5 separate regions of the Mus musculus genome follow, and all the other regions are linked to region 2. Evidence: chromatin loops called from intact Hi-C (ENCODE). Cell type or tissue: heart. All regions are shown on one strand.

Region 1 (5,000 bases), 220 kb before region 2:
GGTGTGCTGGTGTCCTACTTAAGGTGTCTATTGCTGTGATGAGACACCAAGACCAAAAGCAACTTGGGGAGTGTGGTTTGAAAGAAATGGGCCCCATAGACTCAGCTGTTTGAATGCTTGGCCATAGGGAGTGGCACTATTAGGAGGTGTGGCTTGTTGGAGTAGGTGTGACCTTGTTGGAGGAAGGTGTCACTGGAGGGGCAGGCTTTGAGGTCTCTTGTACTTAAGCTACATCCAGTGTGGTACGCAGTGTCCTTCTGCTGCCTGTGGATCAAGATGTAGAACTCTCAGCTCCTTCTCCAGCACCATGTATGCCTGCATGCTGCCATGCTTCCTGCCATGATGATAATGGACTAAACTTCTGAACTGTAAGCCAGCCCCAATTAAATGTCCTTTGCAAGAGTTGCTGAGGTCCTAGTGTTTCTTCACAGTGATGAAACCCAAACTAAGACTAGGACGATAGGGTTTATTTGGCATATGCTTACAAATCACTTTCACCATGGAAAGAAGTCAAGGCAGGAAGTCAAACAGGGTAGGAACCTGGAGGCTGGAGCTGATGCAGAGGCCATGGAAGGGTGCTCACTGGCATACTTCATGTGGCTTGCTCAGTCTGGTGTCTTTAGCCCAGGGAATGCCCCACCCCTATCAATCACTAATTAAGAAAATGTCCTACAGACAAATCTCATGGAGACATTTTTCTTTCTTTCTTTTTTCTTTTTCTTTTGTTTTGTTTTGTTTGTTTTTTGAGACAGGGTTTCTCTGTGTAACCTTGACTATCCTGGAACTTACTCTAGACCAGGCTGGCCTCAAACTCAGAAATTCACCTGCCTCTGCCTCCCAAGTGCTGGGATTAAAGGAGTGCGCCACCACACCCGGCTGAGACATTTTTCAATAAAGGTTTCCTCCTTTCAGATGAGTCTAGCTTGTTTTAAATTGACATAAAAGGCCGGGCGTGGTGGCGCAAGCCTTTTATCCCAGCACTTGGGAGGCAGAGGCAGGCAGATTTCTGAGTTCAAGGCAAGCCTGGTCTATAGAGTGAGTTCCAGGACAGCCAAGGCTACACAGAGAAACCCTGTCTCGAAAAACCAAAAATATAAAAAAATAAAAAATAAAGTTGACATAAAGCTATCCAGCATACCTGGGATGGAAAAACACAGTAGACCATGACCAGAAGAAGTGTAACTGCAGCTTAAGGACTGCTAGGGCCAGGGGCATCCTAAGAGGTCACATTTAATCCAAACCATGAGAAAACCGAGGCCTAGAGAAGTATCCACTCTGCAGCCTCCTGCTGGTCTCGAACTGATACAATGACAGAATGCACATCACTTAAACTGCCTGTCAGTCATTTTGCTTGGTGATGAGAATTCAAGGTGAAGGAGTACACAGTCTTTGCTACCAAAGCCTACTGTCAAGGCAGGGTATGGAAGGGCGTGTGGAGCAAGTACCACCATAGGACTGCAGGATCCAAATGTGCTCTGGAAACCTGGCTGGGGTGGAGGTAGGCCTGGGACAGGAGCCCCAGATGTCAGCATTGGGTCCCTTGAGTGATATCTATGGATTCTATTAACAAGCTTACCTTTAAAAAAATCTTGTGTACTGAGCCATCCATCAGAGATTGTGTGGCAGGGGTTGTTCAGGGAGCCTCAGGGAGGGCAAGTGGCCTCCCTACAGTCCTGAGGAAGGTGATAAGCTTTAACCCACTGCCTCTCGTTTCTAATGTAGTCTCTGGGTGGGGTCTTAGGAGAGTCCGACAAAGGAGGAATCCATCATGAACATACCTGGTTGGGTAGCTCTTCCTCAGGCCATGTGAGCGCGTAAACCAGGTATTCAGGTCTGAGAAGTCCAAGTTAAACCGCACAGACAGGGCCTCAAGCTGGCAATGATTTTGACGAGTAACAAGGACACCCCCCAGGGAAGTCAGCCACGGAGCTGAGGCTTACTGCATTGTCTTATGCTTCCTCAACACAGTCCTGAGATAGCCCAGGGAGCAACTCCATTTTACAGACGGAGCAACCCAGGCGTTTAGAGAATAAATCCCATTGCCCAGTGTCACACGATCACCAAAAGTGAAGATTCAGGTGGTCAGTCAGGCCTTTGGCCATGTTTGCAAGCACTGTACCATTGAGCTGCATGGTGAGAAACCATTTTGTTTTGGAGGATAAAACAAGACTGAAGCATGATGCTCCACGCCCCCCCCCCCCACACCCAGTCCCCCTCTCCTAGCTCTATTCCCTTTCCCCGTATCTATATCAGGATTAGCTATGCAGTTCTGCAGACCCCTCCTCAGGCCTCTGAACCAAGGCTTGCATTTAAACACACCCCAAGGGCGTGCACCTTTGGTTATTTCACACTCTGGCCCAAGCAACACTCACCACCTAGGGAACTTTACTCAAGGCCAGGGTCACACACCGCTGAGTGGGCTGGGTCGGTGGGACTGGGTGCAGACTGGTATCTGGTATTTATTTATTTGTTTGTTTGTTTATTTATTTATTTTATTTTATTTTATTTTATTGTGCTGCCGCCGCCAGGAGAATGTCGCGGGGTTCAACCTTTGAGGTCTATTGAGCAAAAGCAAGGTGGTGGTGGCAGTGCTGAACAGTGATGTCACTGCGGCAGAGCCAAAACCTAGATAGGAGCGTGCAAACAGCATCACAGAGGATGCCATGGTGACAGGCTAGCGACAGTGCAAGACCGTTTCGAGGGGACTCCTGGGCGTACCTGACGTTGCGATGGCAACAAAGTAGCGCGGACGTCCTTTCCCAGTGCCTGGCGCCTAGTTCGCGCGCGCACGCGCGCACGCACGGGAGCGGCGGATGGGGCGAGGACAGGGACGGGGGTGGGGTAGGGGAAAATGCAGCAGTATGCGCAGGCTCAGAGGTGTGGGAGCCACGGGGCGGCGGCCGGTGGGGCGGGGTGACTCAGTGCGCGGAGGCGGTGCGGGGGCGGCGAGCGACCGGGAGCCAACCGCAGCCGCCGCGGGCCCAGCCTGCCTGGCAACAGTCTGGGCCTCCCTCCCCTCCACCCCTACCCACGAGGAGAGGGTGGGGGTGCTGGGCGGCCTGCAGGTGCGGCGTGATGGCACGGCTTTGTCCCCGCACGGCATGGAGCAGTGCGCCGCCCGCCAGAGCTGAGTCACTGCCGGGTGTGTGGCCAGATGGCCCCACCCGCATGGATGCAGCCCTTGGCCCAGCCGGGCCTGGTTGTGGAAATGGACGGGTTAGGGACAGGGCTTAGGGGTGGCTTCTGTGAAGCGCCCCAGGGGAGGGAGAGGTCCAGTTACCCCCGGCTAGCATGGGTTAGAAAGCCCAGTAGCCACCGCAACCCCTTAGAGGGGCTGGAGGCAAAGCTCAGACAGACCCGGAGCAGCGGGGGCCCAGGAAGGTGCCTCCTTGCCTGAGAGATTGGTACAGCCCCAGTGGCTGGCCTAGTGCCACGTGGAGGATGTGAAAGAAATGTAGAGCCCACTACCCTGTTAAGTAAAAGTGGGGACACCTGCATTTTAACAAATATCCCAGCTCTTTTCACACTGGCAGCTCGTGCAGTGCACTTTGAACATGACCCGTGTTTAGAAGATGGGCCATGGAGGTTGCCTAGAGAAACATAACTAGGGTCAGCAGTTAGGGTAGAATCGGTCAGCAGCCCCCCAGATGTGTGCTTATGCGCACAACCCAGTGTGCTGCTCTACAGTAATTCCATGAAAGAGTAAACCCTACTCTGAACTTTTAGTTTTGAGAGGCAGGGCTTGACCTCGAGGGATTCCTGCCTCAACTCTACAGGCTGCCTCAAGTTCCCCACCCACTTCTGGGTTCTTCTGTGGTAATGAACACCACCTGCAACCAGCAGCAGCCACTGGCACTTTGGTGCCTTTTGTTGTTTTTCTGGTTTGCTACGGTGTGTGGTTATTGAACATTGAGCCTACTAGACACTAAGACACATGAAGTCCTGACCTCTGTTACTTCTAGATGTCAGCTCAAGCCGAGTTTTGTTGTTGTTGTTGTTGTTTACATAATCTCCAGTTGAAAGGTCTGCTAGTCTATCAAAGGAGGACAGAGAAAAAAATTCACTGAAAATTAGGCTTAAGGCAAATTTAACCCTTCGCTTGGCAAATGTCATCTAATCCCCGTTAAGAGCCCATAGTGGAGAAACACTCTGAATAAAGACAAGTTACATTTTGAGCAATTTGAAGTGTGGACACAGATATATCTGGGGGCAGATGGCTTTGATTTAAATCTCAGCAATGCCACTTTGTAGTCACATGACCTTGGGCTAACTTGTGGCATCCAGTTTTCCCTTACTGAAGTGCGTTGACGACATGTCACATGCTGCCTGAAGAGATTTACAAGGTTTGCCGTGTAGCCACCACTTTACAGAGGAAAGCACAGCTCAGGAGCTGCTACAGATGCCCCATTTGCAGTTGAGCCCTATTGCCTGCCAGCCCTGCCCTGGGCGTCCTCTTGCCTCATGACATGGCCATCAGGCAATAGCCACGAGTGTGGTCAAGTATGACTAGCGTGTGTGTCTCTGTGTAGTTAGTAACTGTGTGCACCATGAATCAGCACAAACAGGGTCCTGGAGTTAAGTCAGCTAATTCATACTATCACTTCCTGAGATAGGAATTAGTGTCTTCATCTTCATCTCTCCGGGAAGGAAGCAGGAGCACGGAGACTCCGAGAAGCATCTGAGAAGCCTGCATTCTCAGGCCTTGGTACCTAACCACTGCATTGTGTGGTTGATATCAGGTAAGCATGTGGGTTACATAGCAAGTGAGAGGTGAGGGAGTTCACCTCTCACTTGACCCATCAGACAGCAAGGCTGGGATTTTCAACTTTCGTCAGCACCCTGCTTCTATGTACGAAGCTCCCTTCTAGCCCCTGAAAATTGGTGTCAACATGAGATTGTTTAGAGGGGCTTTGCAAAGCTTTGGGTTCAAGCAAGCATCCAATCCAAGATTGACACAAAGTCAGCCTTCAGGGAAGGCATTTTGGGATTCAGAGACTGTG
Region 2 (5,000 bases):
ACACTATGTAAGAGCTTGTTATTCTGTATTATCTGGGTCAGTGGTTCACAATCTTTCTAACGCTATGACCCTTTTAATACAATTCCTCATGTTGTGGTGACCCCCAACCATAAAGTTATTTTTGTTACTACTTTATAACTGTAACTTGCTACAGTTATTCATATTTACATTACAAATCACAATGTAAATATCTGACATGTGGTATATCTGATATGAGACCTCTGTGGAAGGATCGTCGGACCCCCAAAGGGGTCTTAGTCCACAGGCTGAGAACCGCTGCTCTGGGGGCATGGTGAGTGGAAGCAAACCTGTACATGGTTCACCCAGACACCACCATGGCGGTCAAAGTTGAAGCTGCTCACTGTACCATATCAATTTCCTGACCCAAACACAGCCTGCGTGAGGCTTGACCTAGCCACGATGGGGACAACTGTACTTAATGTGCATGGCAGCTTCCTGCTTCCTCACCCCCTTGCTAACTCTGGGAAGGAAATCTCACTGAGGGTGTCAAGAGACCCAAGGGCCTGCATGGGGCCCGCTCACAGCATTCTCACTGGGTCCCGCTGGTGCCTACTCTGTCCTGGGAGCCCTATTTAGCACACTATAATACCAACTTACTTCATCTTTGAGCCTAATCCATGAAGTAAGTTTTAATATTGTTGCCATTTTACAGGAACCGGATTTAAGATGTGGAAAGATGACATCTCTGGCCCGGGGTCACACAGCTAGTAGCCACTGATTGAATCCAGACTATTTTAATGAGCGTTCAGATTCTTAGCCCTCCCGCTGCAGTGGGAAAGACTTAATGAGAATGTGAACTTACAAGTGATTACTTTTTCGGCCTTTCTGACCCTTTCATAGCAGTCTTATTTATAATAGCCAGGAGCTGGAAAGAACCCAGATGTCCTTCAACAGAGGAACGGATACAGAAAATGTGGTACATTTACACAATGGAGAACTACTCAGCTATTAAAAAAAAAAATGAATTCACGAAATTCTTAGACAAATGGATGGAACTAGAAAATATCATCCTGAGTGAGGTAACCCAATCACAAAAGAACACACGTGGTATGCACTCACTGATAAGTGGATATTAGCCCAAAAGCTCCAAATACTCAAGATACAATTCACAGACCACATGAAGATCAAGAAGAAGGAAGACCTAAGTGTGGGTCCTTTGGTCCTTCTTAGAAAGAGGAACAAAACACTCACGGGAGCAAATATGGAGAGAAAGTGAGGAGCAGAGACTGAAGGAAAGGCCATCCAGTGACTGCCACACCTGGGGATCTATCCCAGATACAGTCACCAACTCCGACACTATTGTGGATGCTAAGAAATGCTTGCTGACAGGAGCCTGATACAGCTGTGTCCTGAGAGGCTCTGCCAGAGCCTGACAAATACAGAGGCAGATGCTCGAAGCCAACCTTAGCACTGAGTGCGGGGGGGGGGGGGGTCCCCAGTGGAGGAGTTAGAGAAAGAACTGAAGGAGTTGAAGGGGTTTGCAACCCCATAGGAAGAACAACAATATCAACCAACCAGACTCCCCAGAGCTCTCAGGGACTAAGCCACCAACAAAGGAGTACACATGGCTCCTGCGGCATATATAGCAGAGGATGGCCTTGTCATGCATCAATGGGAGGGGAGGTCCTTGGTTCTCTGAAAACTTAATAGATGCCTCAGTGTAGGGGAATTGAGGGCGGGGAGGCGGGAGTGGGTGGGTGGGTGGAGAGAGGAACACCCTCATAGAAGCAGGGGGAGAGGGTATGAAATAGGGGTTTTCTGGAAGGGGAGGAAAACTGGGTAAAGGGATAACACTTGAAATGTAAATAAATTTAAAAAAAAAAAGATTCAGAAACTTATAAGCAATTACTTCATCAGCCTTTCTGACCCTTCCTGTCAAACCCCTTGTTTCCACCAGACACTGAATATGTACCTACTGTGTGCAAACTGTTGGCCATAGTTCTATGTGGGCCTCACAGACAAAGAATAGTTGGTGCCCTTAGGAAAATGCCCATAGGAAGCAGACTGGTGCAGCTCTCTGGTCAGGAACACTAGCATGGCTTTGCTGGTCCTTGAGTCCCTAGGGGTGGGCAGATGTGACTAGAACAGGCCTCTGAAGAGGGCTGTGGGCAGGTGCGGCTGCTAGGAGAAAGCTTCTTAGAGCATTAGCTCTCTGCCGGTTCCAGACCCAAGAACAGGCTGACTTGGCCTCAGCCACCAGCATCCAGCTGGTCACGTGCTTCAGGCAGCTGCTCTTTGTTTTTATCCTTCACCTGGCCTCTCTGGCCTCTCCGGTTTCTCTGGGGACAAATTCCAGAGTTTTGGAGTTCTGCTTGGTCACCCAAGGACAGACCCTTTAAGAACTTCCAGTCCAGTGCTAGGGACATCGTGTCCTAAGGGTCCTTCTGCCCATCTCCAGAGTGGTAATTAACCGTCCCTGGTAAGCCAGCATTACGTAAGAGGATTATGAAACTAACAGAAGGGTCTGCGATCTGTATCTATAAATAGGCACAAATATCATTACTGCGCCACTGTGAGGTTCAGAGCCATCTAGCGGTAGAAAATTGTATGTGCAGCTCTTGCAAATCCGCTCGAAAAATTATTCTTTTATGTTCTAAATGTGACACTTTGTACATAACTAGACCCAGAGCCTCCGGGTTAAACTATGTTGAGAGAAAAAAGGGGGAGTCCCTGTTTTTAACTTTTAGAGGTCATATCCTTAATAAAGGAAGTCCCGCCCTTTACATGGTGTGTAACTGAGAAATTCCAATGTGGTGACTGTATTTATGCGAGCCTCCTTTTCGCGTTCGCGAACCCAGATGCACGACTGTTTCGATGCTATTAGATCTGTCCCAATTTCATATTGACTGCCGCTGATTAACATGTCCGTGGGCCCGAGAATATTCTTTAAACCTGAGCGTGGTTGTCTCCTCCACACACAGTGCTGTTTCCTGTTTTGTTTCTCCTGCCTCAGTCAGAAGACTGGGTGGGGCCTGTTACTGAAAACCAGAAAAAGGACCACAGCAACGCATCTTTCAATGGCTTTTGAGTTTCGATAGAGTTGAACTTTTAGGAATCATAAGAATTGAAGACATAAACTAAATGTGCAAAGTGTGTGTGTGTGTGTGTGTGTGTGTGTGTGTGTGTAATGAACTTTGGGAAAGTGTATAACACAGAGTCAGAGAAGTGCAGGCATTACAAACTGTTCAACCTTGTTACACTCTGATACTGTATTCTGAAGACACCAGGTCAGGTTACAGTTCCAGCAGCACTATGTATGTGTATGCATTTGTGCATACATGTGTGTACATGTGTACACGTGTGTATACGTGCATGTATGTGCATGAATGTGCTGTGCGCACATATGTAGGAATATGTGTACGTGTGTACATGAGTATGTGTGCATGTGTGTGCCCATGTGTGTGCCCATATGTGTGTAGTGCACTTATGATGTAGATCCTCATCCACACCCAAAGGAACCCCCTGGCCAGCTGGATCCCCATCACTGAGCCCTGAAACCAGAAATGCTTTCCATTGTTCAGTCATAGAATGGGAGGGTGTGTTTGAGAGAATAAATCCCAAACATACCTCCGTTTTACCGGGGGAGGGGAGAGAATGAATATGCAAATTAGAACTAAATTGGATGAAAACTATGGTAAACATGTTATTTTTAGTGCTTACATTTGTGGATGAACATACCTGCTACTTAGTCACTAGGGAAAACAGAGTCTTTTAAATATGACTCAAAGCTGGGAAGAATCGAGCACACCTCTGATCCTGGCACTCAGGAGGCAGTAGAGGTGGATCTCTGAGTTCCAAACCAGCCTGGTCTACAGAAAAGGTTTCGAACACAGCAGGGACCACACAGAAACCCTGTCTTGAAAATAATAATTATAATGATAATAACTATGACTCAAGACACTTTGAGGAAAAGAACCATTCTCCATGACTGTCCCCCATAGGAGGGGAAGGAGAGGAGAGAAGGGGAACGAGGAAGAGGGGGAGGAGGGGAGGGGAGGGGAGAGGAGGAGAGGGTGAAGGTGCAACAGAGAAACACTTGTATAACTTGTACATTAGTCAGAACAGATGGCAGTCTCAAATGGCTAGTTTATAAAACTGTAAGTAGAATTTATACAAACTCATGTGCTACCCTGGGTTAATCAAACCAGGAAGTGTGAGCAGTGCCTTGGAGGGCAGAGGAAGCCCACAGTGGATGCTACAAGAACAGGACCCTAGAAAGCAACTACGCTTGTCACCAGTCACCAGTCACAGCACATTTTTTTTTTCCCAGACAGGGTTTCTCTGTAGCCCTGGCTGTCCTGGAACTCACTTTGTAGACCAGGCTGGCCTCGAACTCAGAAATCCACCTGCCTCTGCCTCCCAAGTGCTGGGATTAAAGGCGTGCACCACCATGCCCGGCACATTTTTTTCAAAATTTATTTTTACTTATATGAATGAGTATTTTGCCTGCAAGTATGGATTCCCTGGAAGTGAAATCATGAGTAGTTGTGAGCTGCCATGTGGGTGCTTTGACTTGAACCCAGGACTTCTAGAAGAACAGTCAAAGAGTTCTTAACTGCAGAGCCAGCTCTTCAGCCCCTACCACATGTTCTTGGCATTGACAAGGGGATGGGTATCACCTGTCTTACCCACCCACCCTCTCAGCTATGCCAGCAAGCCTCATTATCAACCCAGTGGGCTTTGAACACCCATTCTCTTGAAGAGGAGCTATGGAACAAGAAAGACTGTGTGGGGTGGGGGTTGGAGGCAGGAGGAGGAAGGCTCAGAAGCTGTGGGACAGTAAACCACAGCAGGAAGCCTAGTGGGTAGAGCGGGTCTGAGTTTCCAGATACCCAGGGTACACGCCTGAGACAGTAGCAGCCTCCCTGCTGGAACACGTACCACCCTTCCCACATGAGGAAACGTGACCTGTGGTCACATAGGCCCAGAAGGGAGTTCTCCACGTTAATGAGGTATCTAGAGGCCCTGAGAGTTTAGCT
Region 3 (5,000 bases), 300 kb before region 2:
ACACACACACACACAGTGGAACTTAGTCAGCCACTCATTCTCTAAAGAATGAAATGATGTCGTTTGGAGGGAAATGGCTGCGCTAGAGAGCACCATGTTAAGCTGAGTAAGCCAGACTCATAAAGGTAGATATTGCATGAATATGAGGGTGTCTATGTAGAAAGATTGTAGTGAGAACTTCAAAATGCCTGTCCTGTCCTTCTGCAGGCTGCTCACTGGCCTGGGACACTCTAGGGATTCCCAGTCTAAGGCATGCAGAGCACTGATGTACCAGCTGTTATAGCAGCCACCTGCTCCAATACCAAAGTGCTCAGCAGGAACACCCCTGTAGCCCCTGCAGGTGCTGATAAGTGGGTTTCTTGGCAGCTCTTTTCTTATTCTTTTTTGAACCCAACATATCATCTGTGGGAACAAGACAGGAGAGCGCTCTCACAACCTCAGGGCTTCAGCTCAGTCTCTGTTGGACTTGTCTGGTGAGTTGACTCATCGTTTTTCCTAACTGGGCAGTAGCCAGATGTATTGGTGTCACTTAGGAGCACGCCCTCCTTGAATGCTCATTCAGCTGTATTTCCAGTAATTTAGACCTGCTAAGTTCATTCACATTCCAATACCTATTATGATCTGAAGTTTTAATTCTGCTGCTTCATGATCACAACCCAGAAAAAGCATTCTGCAGCATGCAAAAGGAACTGCTGAGCCAGCTGGGACAAACCAGCCCATAACTGCAGCTCCAGCATCCCTGCAAAAGATCACCTGTTGGAAATTAAGGAATCCAGGACTCCTCATATTATAATGTGTGTTCTACAGAAATAAAAATCGGGGTAAATATGTATGTTTCCCCTAAAACCTTTGACTCAAATCAAGAAAACACAAATCTCATCCCATTTCTTTTACTGTTTTCCTTGCTCTCTGCCGTATCTGTCACCCAAACTCACAATGCTTTATTGGACAGACAATTTCTACTCAATTCTGATTATCTTTTAGTCACCAGCACAGTCTTAAATTATCTGCTGTCTGTCCTTCCCTCTGGCCAGCTGGGTTCTTTCAGAAGCTTCAGATTCCTGAAGGCCCACTAAGCCAGGGCGCCAAAGTCAATGAAGTAAGGCAGGGACAGTCAGGCCCTGAGCCCAGCAGCAGGTACAGGCAGCGGGCACACTCCTGAGCCCAGCAGCTAGTTATAAACACTGAACTGACTCTAAGACAATGGGGCAAGAGCTTTGGGATCCCATCCTCTGAGCAGGAAATATGCAGTTCTGGTCACAGACTGCAGTGGAATAATCACCTGGCATATGTAAGCCATGAATCAAGGCATGGGCTTGGTGACAGAAGGGTCTGTGTGCATCTCTCCTCCCCACTGACACACCAGCAAGTGTGAACAAAGTCCAGCTGAGGTTAACTTGTATACACACTCACCTTAAAAATCACAAGTGCACCCCATGTGATGGCCATTTGATAGCTGTGGATGAAGCCACATACAGATTTTCATTTACCCCAAATAATTTATCAAAGATGTGTTTCATCTATTTTTTCCAGATCTTAAATTTGAAGACAATGATAGTTCTCTTTAAGTTTCATGTTTTAATGACTTCCTGAAATTAAAGAAAAATAGTTAAAATGTCAGTTAGATACTCAGGATTAACTCTGGAATTAAGAAGGACATAAATATATCAGAGCAAATTTATAATTGTATCTCAAGAATTCAAAGTGTTAGCACAAAAGGAGTACTCCAAATCTCTCACTCTTCAGGTTGAGAAACAAGAAACAAATATTTCCCTGTGTAACCCAGAGAAGTAGCCAGGGAACAAATTTGGTTTCCAGCACTGGCTACTCTTAAGTGTAACACATACAACACACAGCATCAGCAACGATGCACTCTGATGGCTTAGGAAATGAAGCTTTCAATCCCACCACAGCATGGCTTAGGGGTTTGAATTTCAGTTCTGGGATTAGGTAAAGCTGAATTCTCTATCCTAGCCCTCCACACCTGAGTGACAAGAGAAAGCTCACGGTATCTGTTCTTTATCAGTAAGTATGTGAGAGCTGATCAGACCTGCTCTGAAGGCTGCATGTGAAGGGCAGGGACATAACGCAGGGGCTGGGTAGACTGCGGCCTTCACTACTATCTTCAAGAGGCTTTAGGTAATAATAAATTGACTTTTACATAGGGAGAGCACAAGGGACCTAAGCTAAGTATAATACACTCCATGGCTAACTGTCCTCAAGAAGTAGACAAGAGCCATACGGTCTATCCATCCTGACAGGTGTGCTGTACTGCCATGAAGTACTGGAAAGCTACCTGGCTCTCCCAGTGACTGGCTGTAAGATCAGGCATTGGTTATATATACAATGCTCTGTCCTGATGAACCAATTCGCCTTATGTGTAAGAATCAGAATGTAGAGCATTCCTCAGTTTATACAGACAACAAATAAATGTAGGTCGCCATCTCACTATAAGCACTGATTTCTTTTTTTTTTTTTTTTTCTTTTTCGAGACAGGGTTTCTCTGTATAGCTCTGGCTGTCCTGGAACTCACTCTGTAGACCAGGCTGGCCTCAAACTCAGAAATCCACCTGCCTCTGCCTCCCAAGTGCTTGGATTAAAGGCGTGTGCCACCACGCCCGGCTATAAGCATTGAATTTATGTGTGGAGGTGATGTCAGTCCCAAGGATGGGAGGAGAAAGACCACCAACCCAAATCTTCATGGCCAAATTAATTAAAGCAAACAATTGATTAAAACAAGACTTAAAAAACAAACAAACAAACAAACAAACAAAAAATGGGCAGTGGTGGCGCACACCTTTAATCCCAGCACTTGAGAGGCAGAGGCAAGATGACTTCTGAGTTCAAGGCCAGCCTGGTCCATACAGTGAGTTTCAGGACAGCCAGGGCTACACAGAGAAACTGTGTCTCAAAAAACAAAACCAAAAACCAAAACAAACAAGCAAGCCTTTTTTTTTTTAATTCATGTACACATGATACCTTTCTCTAAGGTGGGGTTCAAGAAGTCAACAGTGGCATGAGGAAGACAAGGTTTTTATAACATATACATGTATATGTACATATATATATATATATATATATATATATATATATATATATATATATATGTAGGAGCTTTCCTAATGTGGGATCTGACAAGCAAAATAGGCAGGGTTAGAGTAGCAGAACACAAGCGTAACAAGCTAGTTCTAACAACCTCCTGTGACAAAGCCACCGTCGCAAGGTGGGCATAAGAAGGAAGTCATGACTAGGCAGTCATCCATGCTCAGATAACCTTTTGAAGGTAAGGCTGAAGATGGTTATTATACGTTTTGAAACAAAGACATAGTTGCCATTTCCTGGAACAGGCACTACAGAACTATTTGTATGAGATTACAGGTGGGGCATAACCCAGTCCTTGAGAGACAGAGGTTTCATCATAAACAGGAATGAACCTAGTTGTCGTTACTACAAGATGGCTTTCAAGCTTCAGATAGAGGCAGGCTGGCTCATCAGTGACTATGAGGACACAGAAAACCAACACCATGGGAAGAGAATGCATTAACTACATTGTTTAAGGGGAGGCCCACGAAGCACCTCAGGGCTATGTGGGGAGTACTGGGGTTTGGTCAGAGGTAAAAAGAGCAGAGAAGGGAAGGCTGAGGCGAGAGCCCTTTTTTTTTTTAATTTTTAAATTTTTTTTTGGTTTTTCGAGACAGGGTTTCTCTGTATAGTCCTGGCTGTCCTGGAACTCACTTTGTAGACCAGGCTGACCTCCAACTCAGAAATCTGCCTGCCTCTGCCTCCTGAGTACTGGGATTAAAGGCGTGCGCCACCACGCCCGGCCGAGAGCCCTTTTTGTAACCTTCCAGAAGGCAAGACAGAGTTGACTTAAGTTGCATAACTTCAGCAGGGCTTTTTGTTGTTGAGCTAGGCCCTCTCTGTACGTTATCATACTGCCTGGTAGTGAGCCTGGGATGGCCAGGCAGAGAGGACACTGATCATCTGACGCAGCAGAAACAGGAAGTGTTTGGGGGACACAGACTTGGAATGGACTTGTTTGCATATGAAAGGTGTATTCCTGGGCAAGCTGTATTATCTTTAGGAATTAGTACATCCCAGAGAGGGGCAGTCTCTCTCTAGGGCTGTAAGCCCTCTAAAATGTCTAAAATACAGGAAAATATTACTAATAAAGTCCCAGAAATTTCAACAAGTAGTTTTCCTTAATTCATACTCTCCTCTGTTCTTCCTTCAACCATGGGATCTACATTCATGGATACAGATATAATTTTTACTTTATATATAAGGAATACAGGGTCTTCCTTTTCAAATTTTCATAGATGGGTGATTTTTGCTTTCTGTTATATGTAAAATTCATCAATACCACCACCACCATCAAAATCCCTGACAAGTCAAGTCAGAGAAGTTCAAGGGCAGGAGCCTTGGAGTCCCTCCGACCAACTCCTCCATGGTCTTTCTGGTAATCCATCAGCAGACATACTTCTGTGCCTTCAGGGCTGAACTATTGCTGAAATCAAACCAGAGCATATATTTATAGCAAACTGAGTATGTAACTAAAGCACTAGAGCCACATCCACCCCAACAGCAGTTATGTTTGGGGCGCCACTAGCCTTCTCATTGAGTTCTCTCCTTCAAAGTTACCATCCAGAGAAGTGGTTGCTTAAAGCCTGCCCAAACCTCCGGAAGTTATAAACCTATTGAGGTGTTCTTAGGACACACTTTTCTATACCGTGTCATCTTGCTGTCACCAGCACAGAAAACAGGACTCAGACACATCAAGACCACCCATCAGACTGAGCCAACTGTACAGACTCAAACTCTGGGCAGAAGCCCCATCCCCACCCCACCCCACCCCCAGTGAATCTCTGTGCGAATCCCTGCCTGGAGAAAAATTTGATTGTTTCCCATCCCATTGCCCAACAACAGCAAAGCAAGGCAAGGATGGACACGTTACGTCTAAACAGCCTGTCCTCAAGTTTATTTATCTTCTTGAAATCTAA
Region 4 (5,000 bases), 380 kb before region 2:
GATGGTTAGCTAGATCGGAACTCCCTAGTTAGAACCATGACTTGGGTGTGAAAGCCCTTGCCCTAGGAGTGTAAAGACCTCACACCTGGCTTCTAAGACTATAGCTGACCTTAGATAGAGCTGACTTTGTCTCAGTTGTTTTATTGCCCAGTTCCTGCCAGTCTTTGCATTTTCATTCCTCTGTTCTGTGTAAGAGTCATTAAGCATCTGGTTACCTCATTTGTACCTTGCGAATATGTCACTCAACTTCCTTATTGTCTTTTGCATAAAAAGTCTGATGCTCGATTTGACATTACATTCAGATTCCACACGAACTCTCCTGTGTGCGTCTGTTTGTCACTCATCCTACGCTTTGTCCACCCGCAACTAGAGACCCGTTCCACGCAGACAAAGGGGCCCAGAGGGTCTGTGGCATTTCTCTATTCTGGTTTTATGTTTGTGAACCATGTGAAATCTTAACCACTGTATTGTGTTAGCTTCGCAAACACACACACAAACTGCACATACACAATGGTGTACTTCAAGCAGCTGGGTGTGTCCTGCATGCCCTTGGCCAGCCTTTCTTTCCAGCTAATCCACGGATTTAGCCTTTGAGGGAATTTTAGACTAACCCTAGTTTACCATTGTCCAGAAGATGGTGCTGTGGCCTGAGGGAAGGCAACCTGAAGGTAGAAACTGGCACTCTCTCTACCCCTAACAGCAGGCTTTTCTCTCAGTCTGGAGTCTGCATTGCTACATCCTCCTTTTCTCTGAAATCTTACAAACATTATTCATTCACCACAAGCCTGTGAATGTAAAATGTACAAACTGTGTAGCTATGTAGCCATTTGTCAGCAACAGCTCAGGACTTGCTCTGGCCCAGGCCTGATTCTAAGGCCTGGGGTGGGGGTGGGGGTGGGGGGTAAAGCAGACAGTTAAGTCTACACATGTACAAGAATTTTCCAATGGCTTAGCCAAACAACAGAAAGCAGTCTGGACTGCTTGCTGTCCTCAGATACTCAATTGAAAATAAGCAGGCTTTTTGTTTGTTTATTTGTTTGTTTTGTTTTTAGAAACAGAGTTTCTCTGTATAGCCCTGACTATCCTGAAACTTACTCTGTAGACCAGGCTGGCCTTGAACTCAGACATTTGTTTGCCTCTGCCTACAGAGTGCTGGGATTAAAGGCGTGTGCTACCACCACCCAGCTAACAAGCAGGCTTTTAAGGGGCAGGTGGGCAAGTATTTGGGGAGAAGTGACGTGTAGCACAGAGGCCTGAAAGTCTCCAGCTAGGTAACCCCAATGCATACATACCCCTTTCTGTTTAAGATTTATTCTTATTGCATGTATGCATGTGTCTGTAAGGTGATGCAGGATCCCCTGGAGACCAGGAGAGGGCAGTGGATCTGCTGGCCCTGGAGCTGCAGGTGGTTGGGAGCTGACTGGTGCTGGTTTGGGGTCCAGACATGGGTCCTCTGTGGGAGCAGTAGTGTTCTAACCACTGAGTCATCTCTCTAGCCCCTAGGGGAACACTTTATAGTGCCACCTCCCCTCATTTGTCCTGGTCCCCAAAGCCACAGCTCTCTTTCACTCTACTCAGTCACAGAAACTTTAAAACATACAAGACAGAGAAAGAGCACTCAAGAGAAAGTCAGTGTGTAGTACCACCCAGCTTCCAAGGTCACTAACAGATGGCCAGCCTTCTGGGGCTGCTCTCCATGGCTCAGAGGCCAATGTCAAAGAGCCGCTCTACTGGACAATCTGTTCCCTGTCTGTGCTAACTTCCAGAGGCTGCCCACTGCTTCTGACCATTCCTTCTCCCACTAACCACCCTGGTCTCCTGCGTCCCAGTTATAACGGTCCTTATGGTCACATTGCATATGGCCAGGCAACTTGAGATAAGCTCTGTATTTCAGCATCCGTAACTACCCTATCTGTAAAGTCAATTTGACTCAACTCCACAGTTGGGATTAGGAGGTAAGACAACTTTGTGGCCAATTTTGAGCTTAGCACAGGAGAGGGGAAAGCTATCAGATATCCAGACTCACAACCACCTCACAGCTGTGTCCTCTCTGAAGGTCTCTGTGGATGAATAACTGATAACAGCCACTGTGCTCCGGGAAACCTATCGATGGCCACTCATTTGAGGGGAGGCATCTGGGAACCTTTTGGTTTTGTAGCAGAAAATATGTAGCTCTTTTCTCTTGTGCATATGGAAATTTCTTAAAACTGTCAGTGTCCATTCATAACTAGCTGAATGGTTATCGTCATCACAGGAGACTGGTCGCGGGCTGATGCTATCTATTCTGCTTCTATTATATCGGCTCTGTGTCTACTTGGACCAGATCCGAGCATTGACTCACTTTGACAGTTGAAGATCACTGCTGCTGGGTACTTGGCTCTTCATGTAAGAAGTCCAGCTGCCGTGCTGGAAGGGAAATGTCTTGTCTTACAAGGGATTGCCCTGACTGGGTAGTAAAGGAAAGAAGGGACAGACAATCAGGTAGGTCGTGCTCCCTCTGCTGGAGCAGCACCATTACTGCACAGCAACCCAGAACCTAGGCTTTTTTTTTTTTTTTTTAAGTGCAGCATAGTGGGAGTGGCTCACTAGTCTACGTAGATCTCTCTGGAGAGGAGCAGTCTCAGGCTGCAGTTATCCAGCATGATGAAGCTGCAGTTGCTCATTTCTGCACATACTGCACACATCTCACTGAGAGAAAAAGACTTTACCATTCCTCCATTTCACCGGGGCGGGGGCGGGGCGGGGGCGGGGCGGGGCGGGGTGCTGCTCCCCGTGCATCTGAGGCTGTGGGGTTTTTGACATAGCCTATCATGTCAACAACACACACTCACTCAGAGCTTCCCCTGCTTCCACACAGGGTTACCTTGGTTACTAAGAAATGCAAAGGACCCAAGTCACATGCTTATCAGTTGCCTTCTGTTGTGATAAAACTCTGTGACTAAAAGTAACTCAGGAAGGAAGAGTTTCTGTTGACTTACGGTTCCAGAGGGGAGAATCCATAATGGTGAGAGAGTCCTGGCAGCAGGCAGCCTTAGCAGGGAGCTGACAGGTGACATCTTCTACTGTAAACACAAAGCAAAGAATGAACTGTAGTACTGGAAATGGCTAAGCTATAACAAGCTTTTTCCTAGGCTCCATAATTCCCCTCAAACAATGCCACCAACTGGGGGCCAACTATTTAAATATGTGAGCCTATGATGGACATTTCTTAGTCAAATCACCACAGCGTCGTAATTGTCCCTACTAGATATACGAGCAAGGCCATTGCTCTACACCAGACCAATGGTCAGATGGACAATACCGTATCAAGGACGAGGAAACCGCCAAGGCACGTTCTCCCAGAACTCCTGATCCACAGAGCAATGAGTGATAGGAAAGGAGATGCAATATGAAGCCCTCTATCTTGGGGTTGCTTGTTACACAGCAACAGTGATCTCATTGGAGACTGTTACATAGTACACTGTGTGCTAGCTGCATTCTGTAGATCCTGGGAGTAGAAACTGAAGGGTGTCCAGCATCAAGTCCAAGTCCACCTCATAGACAATGCTGGGCTTCTTCTCCCCACACATGAAAGGCTGATGAGTCAGCTTACAGCCAAAGCAGGGACCATGGTCAGGGAGGGCGGGTCAACAGAACTGCTTAGGGTGGCAAATGGAAGACAAACAACTCTGTTGTGTCAGAAAGCCTGTTTCAGCTCTAGTTACAAGGGTGTAAGTGGAGAATAGCAGTTCTCTGCTTCTTTTAATATTGTCTCTAAGTGTGGGTGTTATTAAAGGTTTGACATAATCTGATGTTACATTCTAACTCATTTTTAATATTGAACAGAAGAAAAGGCCAGGGGAATAGTCTTTACCCTCCTGAGAGTTTGAGAAGTAACATATTACTTGCTAATGTATTATGCAATCCATGTGTTATATAATTTACGGACAAGTTTATTCCTCTCCTGTCCTAAAATGACCCTTCTCTCTTGTTTGTCTTCTCTGCTTCACATGCAGTAATGCCTTTCCTACAGTGTGGTAAAAACATGTTTTCAGACTGTATGTGAGTCTGAGACTGCTTATTTTAAAGTCGTTTTCAGAAAGATATAAACATGCATGCAGGCACTCACACATGAACACATTCTTTTCTTGTGTATTAAGATTCCAGTGTTGATATTCACACAGGAACACACACACACACATGCACGCACACACACACACACACATGCACGCACGCAAGCACGCACGCACGTGCGCACACTCACACGTACACATGCACTCCTTTCTTGTCTAGTAAGATTTCTGTGTTGATATTCTCCCAGGAAGTCATAGAGAGTTCCTAGAGTAGCGCATGAGTGTTACTTACTAGCCAGCCCATAATAGGTCAAAGCAGAAGGGAAGGGAGGGCACTCACATAGGTACAGACAGAAGCCTAGGAAAGCAGGACGCCACAGCCACAAACGGGTGGAGGTGGGTAACTCTCCACTTTGGCAGACCGTCTGACTATGCTAAGTTGGTCTTTCCTGCCTGGAGAATGGAGGTACAGCTTCTGTGTGCCTGAAGTCATCTGAGGAAGACACATTGAGTGCCTGCTGCAGGTCCCACAGCCAGCCCAGGGGAAGGTGTCCTACTCGGACTCCAGGAGGGATGCTTTGTACTAATGCTGAGAATTCAGTGGTGACCAGGTGGATGGAGAGGCCTGAATCCTGTAGCATCATTAACCTCTGCTGTGCACACAGAGAGGCCTACAGTAGCAGACACCTTCTTGAGACCACCAAGCACACCGTCAGCTCTGAACAAATCAGAACGCAAGACCTGAAGTTCTAAATTCAGGTTGTATGTTGTTTTCCAAGTCTTCAAGCACCATCTAGTGAAATTTTCCCCATTAAGACCAATAAGTAGTTATAAAGCATGGGCTTTTTTTTTTCCAAGACGGGGTTTCTCTGTATAGCCCTGGCTGTCCTGGAACTCACTTTGTAGACCAGGCTGGCCTCGAACTCAGAAATCCGCCTGCCTCTGCCT
Region 5 (5,000 bases), 290 kb before region 2:
CCACCACTAGATGTTAGAATTGCAATCGCTCTTAATAAGGTATCTGAAGTTCACAACGTGGTCTAAATCAAGTGGAGGCGGGGAACGACCTTTTATTCTTTCCCCAAGTATTAGCAATCCAATAGCCAGCCTGCACAGGCCAAGCGAGCACGTTAGGATTTAGCCGATTTTTCAGGCTCAAGTCTCCATCTATGTGAAAGTCCCTAGTAAGTCAAAATACCCTGAGCACGGAACCAGTGAGGGAACAATGGCAGCGAGTCTGGCAGGGGGTCATGGCCGAGCGGCGGCCACGCGGGGCCCCGGACGCGACTCCCCCGCCGCTCCGGCTAGCGCCTTACAGGGCTCCCGGCTGGCCAGGGAAAAACGAGGGCGGCGGGGCAAAGGCCAGGCCGGGTGAGTGAAACACGAAAGAGTGACTGCTGAGCCACTCGGCCGACAGCCGCCCGTAGACCGGAGGTCACACACCGCAAGGGCAGGGGGACACGCTGAGACGACACCGAGAGAGCGGGCGGGAAGCAGAGGGGCGGGCGAGGGCCCCGCAGTTCCCGTCTTAGGCCCCGCCCCCGCGCGCTTATGTAACAGGGGAGAGCTGCCATTGGCCTGCAGACCGGAAGGACGCGGGCATGCTAGAGGGGCGGGGCAAAGCCGCCGCAGGAAGGTGAGGGGCGGGACCGCGCGGGCAAGCAGGCGGCGCTGAGGCGACTGGGAGTGCGGCGCGGCGTGCGCGGGCACGAGCGACGGGCCTGCCTCGGGCTCAGGCGCGGCGGGCGCGCGCTGCGGCGGGTGTGCGAGGCGCGGGCTGTTGTGCTCCCGGCTCTGCTCGGTCCTTCCTCTGCGGGTGGCGGAGGCCCCAAGCGGTGCGGGGCTCGACCCTTCCTTCCCTACTCGTCCTGCCCAGCTCTTCTCGCGCTGCGCGGTCTCTCGGACGCCAGACCGGCCCGGCCCGGGTAAGCGGCGCCGCAGGACGCGGGAGCCGGGGCGGGAGGCACGCGGCGGCGGGAGGCCGGGGCGGGCGTCGGACTCCCGGCGGAGCGGGCGCGGGGCTGAGGGCCGCCGAGGCCTCGGGCGGGCCGGGCTGCAACCGTGGGGTTGAGTCTGCCCACGAATGGCTGTTGAGAGCTGGGATCGTGCCGCGGAGCCGACCTGGGCCCCTTGCTCTGGCTGGTTGCAGAGTGTGAGCCCATTTCCTGGCTCCCCGGCCTCAGAGTAAGTTGTTTCTCTTTAAGCGGCCCCTTAGGGCCTCCTTCTCAAGAGTCCTGGTATTCCAAGAACTCTTCCTGGTTCGTAGCTCATTTGCAGCCTCCTGGGAAAGCTAAAACTTTTATTAAAAATCAGCTGGTAACTGTTTGCAAACGATTTATTGCCTTTCAGTTTGTCCCACTTAATCAGGGAGCGATTTATACGTAAGATTTTGTCAAAAACTCGATGAGCTGGTCAAGAGCAAATTGTAAGTTGAACTGTCCGAAAGCAGGTGGTTGGATCGTTTGCACTTCTGCTTTCAGAAAGGAAATCTGTGCTGTCAGAAGTTAGGGGCCTGCCCCGCTCAGCTAGCCTGTTAGAACAGATCTCCTTTGCCTAGTGTTACATTTTGTGTTTATTGAAGCGTTTGCCTTTTTGTAACCGTTGGTGGTGGTAAAGAAAATGGGTTAAATCTTAGGTGTTCTGTTGTGTTTTAGGAGAAGCCCTAAACGCAAAAGTTAAAAAATAGTTTTTGCTTATCTGATGGCATTGTTTTTACAGCACGCTTCATGAAAAGGTTATCAAAGTAGCTGCTTTAATTTCTAGATGGCAAGGAAAGTTCTGGAATTACTGATGTGAGGTTCTGTAACTTAAGCATAAAACCCTTAAGATCTGTTCACCAAGTAATTCACATACATAAGCCATGCTTTATGGAAGAGTTAAGATGTTTTAGACAATCAGAATGATCTAGTAAAGATCTGATACTAAGACAGGGGGACATTAAGAGTGTTTTCAGGACTGGAGAGATGGCTCAGCGGTTACGAGCACTGTCTTCTCTTCCAGAGGTCCTGAGTTCCATTCCCAGCAACCACATGGTGACTCACAACCATCTATAATGGGATCTGATGCCCTCTTCTGGTGTGTCTGAAGACAGCGACAGTGTACCCATATATATTAATTTTTTTTTTTAAGGAATGTTTTCAAAGCATTGGTGTTCATGTATTGAAGACCCACCATCAAAATGTACTTTTAAATATGCCATTGGAACATGGTGAAGTGACACAGGCCTTAAAATCCCAGCCCTTAGGAGGCAGAGGCAGGCAGATCTCTGTGAGTTCCAGGCCAGCCAGAGATATGTAGTGAGACAACCCCCCAATATACTATTGAAACTTAGAGAATTGATACGGCATTGGTTTAAAAACACAAAAATGAAATATAATTTTCATGACAAACAGTTTATATTTGCCTTGGGTGGGAATCGAGTTCATATATTAGGCTGGCATATTAAACATTCTCATGGTTGGTGAAAGACTGGATGGACTTCCAGTTTGCTACGTAATACTAGTGGGAATGTGTCCAGTACGTGTGTGTTTGTTTAGTTTCCATTGTGGTGGGGGATGATGAGGAGAGCTTGATTGTCACTGAAACACTTTTGACTTTATATCCAGTAGCTAAAGAGAATTGCAGTCAGAAAAGGCCAACCCTCTTCATAGTACGGTCCCTTGTACATTCATGTCTTTTAGTAATTTCAAAGTTTAAAATGTAATTACAGTGCTAGTCAAAGTGGCATTGGACCTCATTTTAATGTGCTTCAAAGCACTACTCTGGTAGATGCTGGGTGAACAGGTTTAATTTGTGCTGTCTAACCAGAAGTCTGGTTTTAACAGGAAAATAATTCTTTTAAGTGACAATTGTTTTAACTCATTTTTGTTTACTCCAGGCCATTAGTAGTGAAGAATAGAAAGAACCTTTCAGCTTTGTAAAAGGTACCCTCACACCAGGGTTCTAATTTGTCTTTACAATGTGTGCGGCTGGGCCAGTGAGGTGGCTCAGCTGGTGAAGGCGCTTTCTGTCAAGCCCGAGGGTCTGAGTTAGATCCCCAGAACACAAGTTGTAGAAGAACACACTCACAAATGCTCTGTGGAGTATGTGTATCTGCGTGCACACAAATAAGTGTAGGCGTTTGTGTTTCTGTGCAGGAAAGTTTTCTTAAGGAAAACTCTGGATAGTACAATAGTTTAATGAAACTTCAGTACTAAAAGGAGTTGCTGTGTCCCTACATCTCTTTTCTAGGATTAGATGACAGCACTTATTTTAAAATGTGCAAATTGTAAGTCTCAGTAGTGGATGCTAGCAGGGAGAAACTACCTTTGTAATCAAATGACAAAGGAAGACTAAACTTTGGACTATCAAACTTTTGAAGGTTACATGTAAAGTAAAAGGAAGTAAAACCATAACTATATATACATATGCAGTAGGCATGGGAGTCTGTTGAGGGAGATGTGGTCTTGCTCTGTGGACCAGGTTGGCCAGGCCATGTGGTCTTCCTCCCTCTGCTTCCTTCCCAACTGCTCAGGCTGTGTGTTGATCTTTATTATTATTAAACAAACGCCTTTATAATCATTACCTGGTTTAAGATAAAGAATATTGTCAGCACCCTCGGAATGCTGCTTCTGTCACCGCCTCCCGTTCACTCCATAAATAGCACAGTGACCTCCTTAGCTGTGGATTTGCCTGTTTTGAACTTTATACAGGAAAGGCTTCTTTCCTTGACATAGAGATACAAACTTTATAGAAATAATTTATTCTGTTTGTTTTTGAGACTGGGTGTCTTTTTGTAGATCTGGCTGATCTGGAACTATACGTAGAATGGGCTAACCTCAGACACTCAGAGATCTGTCTGCCTCTGCCTGCTCAGTCCTGGGGTTAAAGGCACGTGCCACCACGTCTGGCTAGAAATGCCTTTTTTTTTTTTTTCTAATGCTGCCTGGCATTCCACTGTGTTATCTGTTTTTACCAATGATATTTGAACTGTCTGGTTTTAGAACAGGTTCTGTAAACATCCTTTTATACATTGATGTACATACATTTGATACTGTTGAGCATGCATTGTGAGGAATATACTCATTTGTCATCTAGCGGCATTGTGTGTGAGTTTGAGAATCCATTCACGCCACTTCCTGACCATGTCTGAAATTTACATGGTCAACTCTTATTGACTCATATTACTATGCTTAAATTGCTCTGTAGTAGAATGAAGAAGTCACTCTGGTGCCTAATCTTTTGTTTTTAGATATGGCTCGTGGACAGCAGAAGATTCAGTCTCAGCAGAAAAATGCCAAAAAGCAGGCTGGACAAAAGAAGAAACAAGGACATGACCAAAAGGCTGCTGCCAAAGCTGCCTTAATATATACCTGCACCGTCTGTAGGGTAAGGAGCCCAAGATGGCGCTTTCCTGTAGCTAGTTCTTACCCTGTAAAATGGAGAGGTTAAAGTTTCCCTACAACAAAATGGATGCCTTATTTGAACTAGTAGATGTGAGAGTGGTTTTTTTCCTAGGATATTATCTACAGTCACCCATTCAAGAAACATTTTTCCTTGGCCATGCACATTTCTCTTAACTGCTAGCTGGGAAAATGTAGGTAAAACAGTATCCTGCCCTTTGTAGAATAAAGGTGTCCTTGTGGAGTTTATAATCAATTCACTTTGGTTGCATTCTTAGTGTGGCTAAGGCTAAACCTTGTACAGGGCTGCCAAAAGTAACAGTGCCTGTATAATAGTTTTTTAACTCCATCTCCAGCAGATGCAGTGTGGACATATATGATACCACATATATTCACATTGAGAGCTCTTAGTAGAATTAACAAGTTTAAAGAGTTGTTTGGGAGTGTTTGCCATGTGTGAGTATCAAGGCAGGTGTGTTACCTGTAGTCACATGTTTAATCCACACAGCAACCACTGAGTTGTGCTGCTTCCTTCTCGATGTGCAGATGTACATGTTAAAAGTGACAAGCATAAGGTGTGCAGGTGATTCAGCAAGT

What was found. Peaks named below come from ENCODE experiments on the same cell type or tissue, not always from the same donor. Only the 100,000 strongest peaks of a DNase experiment are listed, where the experiment ranks them.
Region 1: a loop joins it to region 2, with 10 times the contacts of the local background. A loop is called at or near these places in 3 of 42 quality-filtered maps.
Region 3: it touches region 2 in a loop (2.6-fold over the local background); 11 of 42 quality-filtered maps call a loop at or near these places.
Region 4: a loop joins it to region 2, with 2.9 times the contacts of the local background. A loop is called at or near these places in 10 of 42 quality-filtered maps.
Region 5: it touches region 2 in a loop (4-fold over the local background); 11 of 42 quality-filtered maps call a loop at or near these places.

The regions. Positions count from the first base shown.
Region 1 is chr15:36,936,737-36,941,736 of GRCm38, reverse strand. Gm34590 (a long non-coding RNA gene) reads right to left here and starts at 3,742. Exons shown (of 8, transcript XR_875167.3): 1 at 2,719-3,742; 2 at 1,577-2,126. In heart, no CTCF peak of the experiment used is centred here; a DNase peak (open chromatin) is centred at 2,956; H3K4me3 peaks cover 1,656 bases; H3K27ac peaks cover 2,336 bases.
Region 2 is chr15:36,713,797-36,718,796 of GRCm38, reverse strand. Gm41297 (a long non-coding RNA gene) reads left to right here. Exons shown (of 3, transcript XR_875152.2): 3 at 674-915. Among named protein-coding and RNA genes, the nearest start is that of Gm41296, 6.7 kb to the right of the region's middle. In heart, a CTCF peak has its summit at 2,556; DNase peaks (open chromatin) are centred at 2,336 and 3,436; H3K4me3 peaks cover 1,064 bases; H3K27ac peaks cover 1,246 bases.
Region 3 is chr15:37,015,133-37,020,132 of GRCm38, reverse strand. No RefSeq gene overlaps it. Among named protein-coding and RNA genes, the nearest start is that of Zfp706, 10 kb to the right of the region's middle. In heart, no CTCF peak of the experiment used is centred here; no DNase peak of the experiment used is centred here.
Region 4 is chr15:37,097,991-37,102,990 of GRCm38, reverse strand. No RefSeq gene overlaps it. Among named protein-coding and RNA genes, the nearest start is that of Gm41301, 35 kb to the left of the region's middle. In heart, CTCF peaks have their summits at 634 (motif pointing right), 1,359 (motif pointing right) and 2,498 (motif pointing left); a DNase peak (open chromatin) is centred at 2,390; H3K4me3 peaks cover 634 bases.
Region 5 is chr15:37,003,075-37,008,074 of GRCm38, reverse strand. Zfp706 (zinc finger protein 706) reads left to right here and starts at 673. Exons shown (of 4, transcript NM_026521.4): 1 at 673-947; 2 at 4,253-4,389. The coding sequence starts at 4,255. It overlaps LOC115488529, which reads right to left and starts at 2,369. Exons shown (of 2, transcript XM_030248876.1): 1 at 2,365-2,369; 2 at 1-1,219. The coding sequence starts at 2,369. The coding sequence ends at 271. In heart, a CTCF peak has its summit at 2,097 (motif pointing left); DNase peaks (open chromatin) are centred at 644 and 1,484; H3K4me3 peaks cover 3,842 bases; H3K27ac peaks cover 2,049 bases.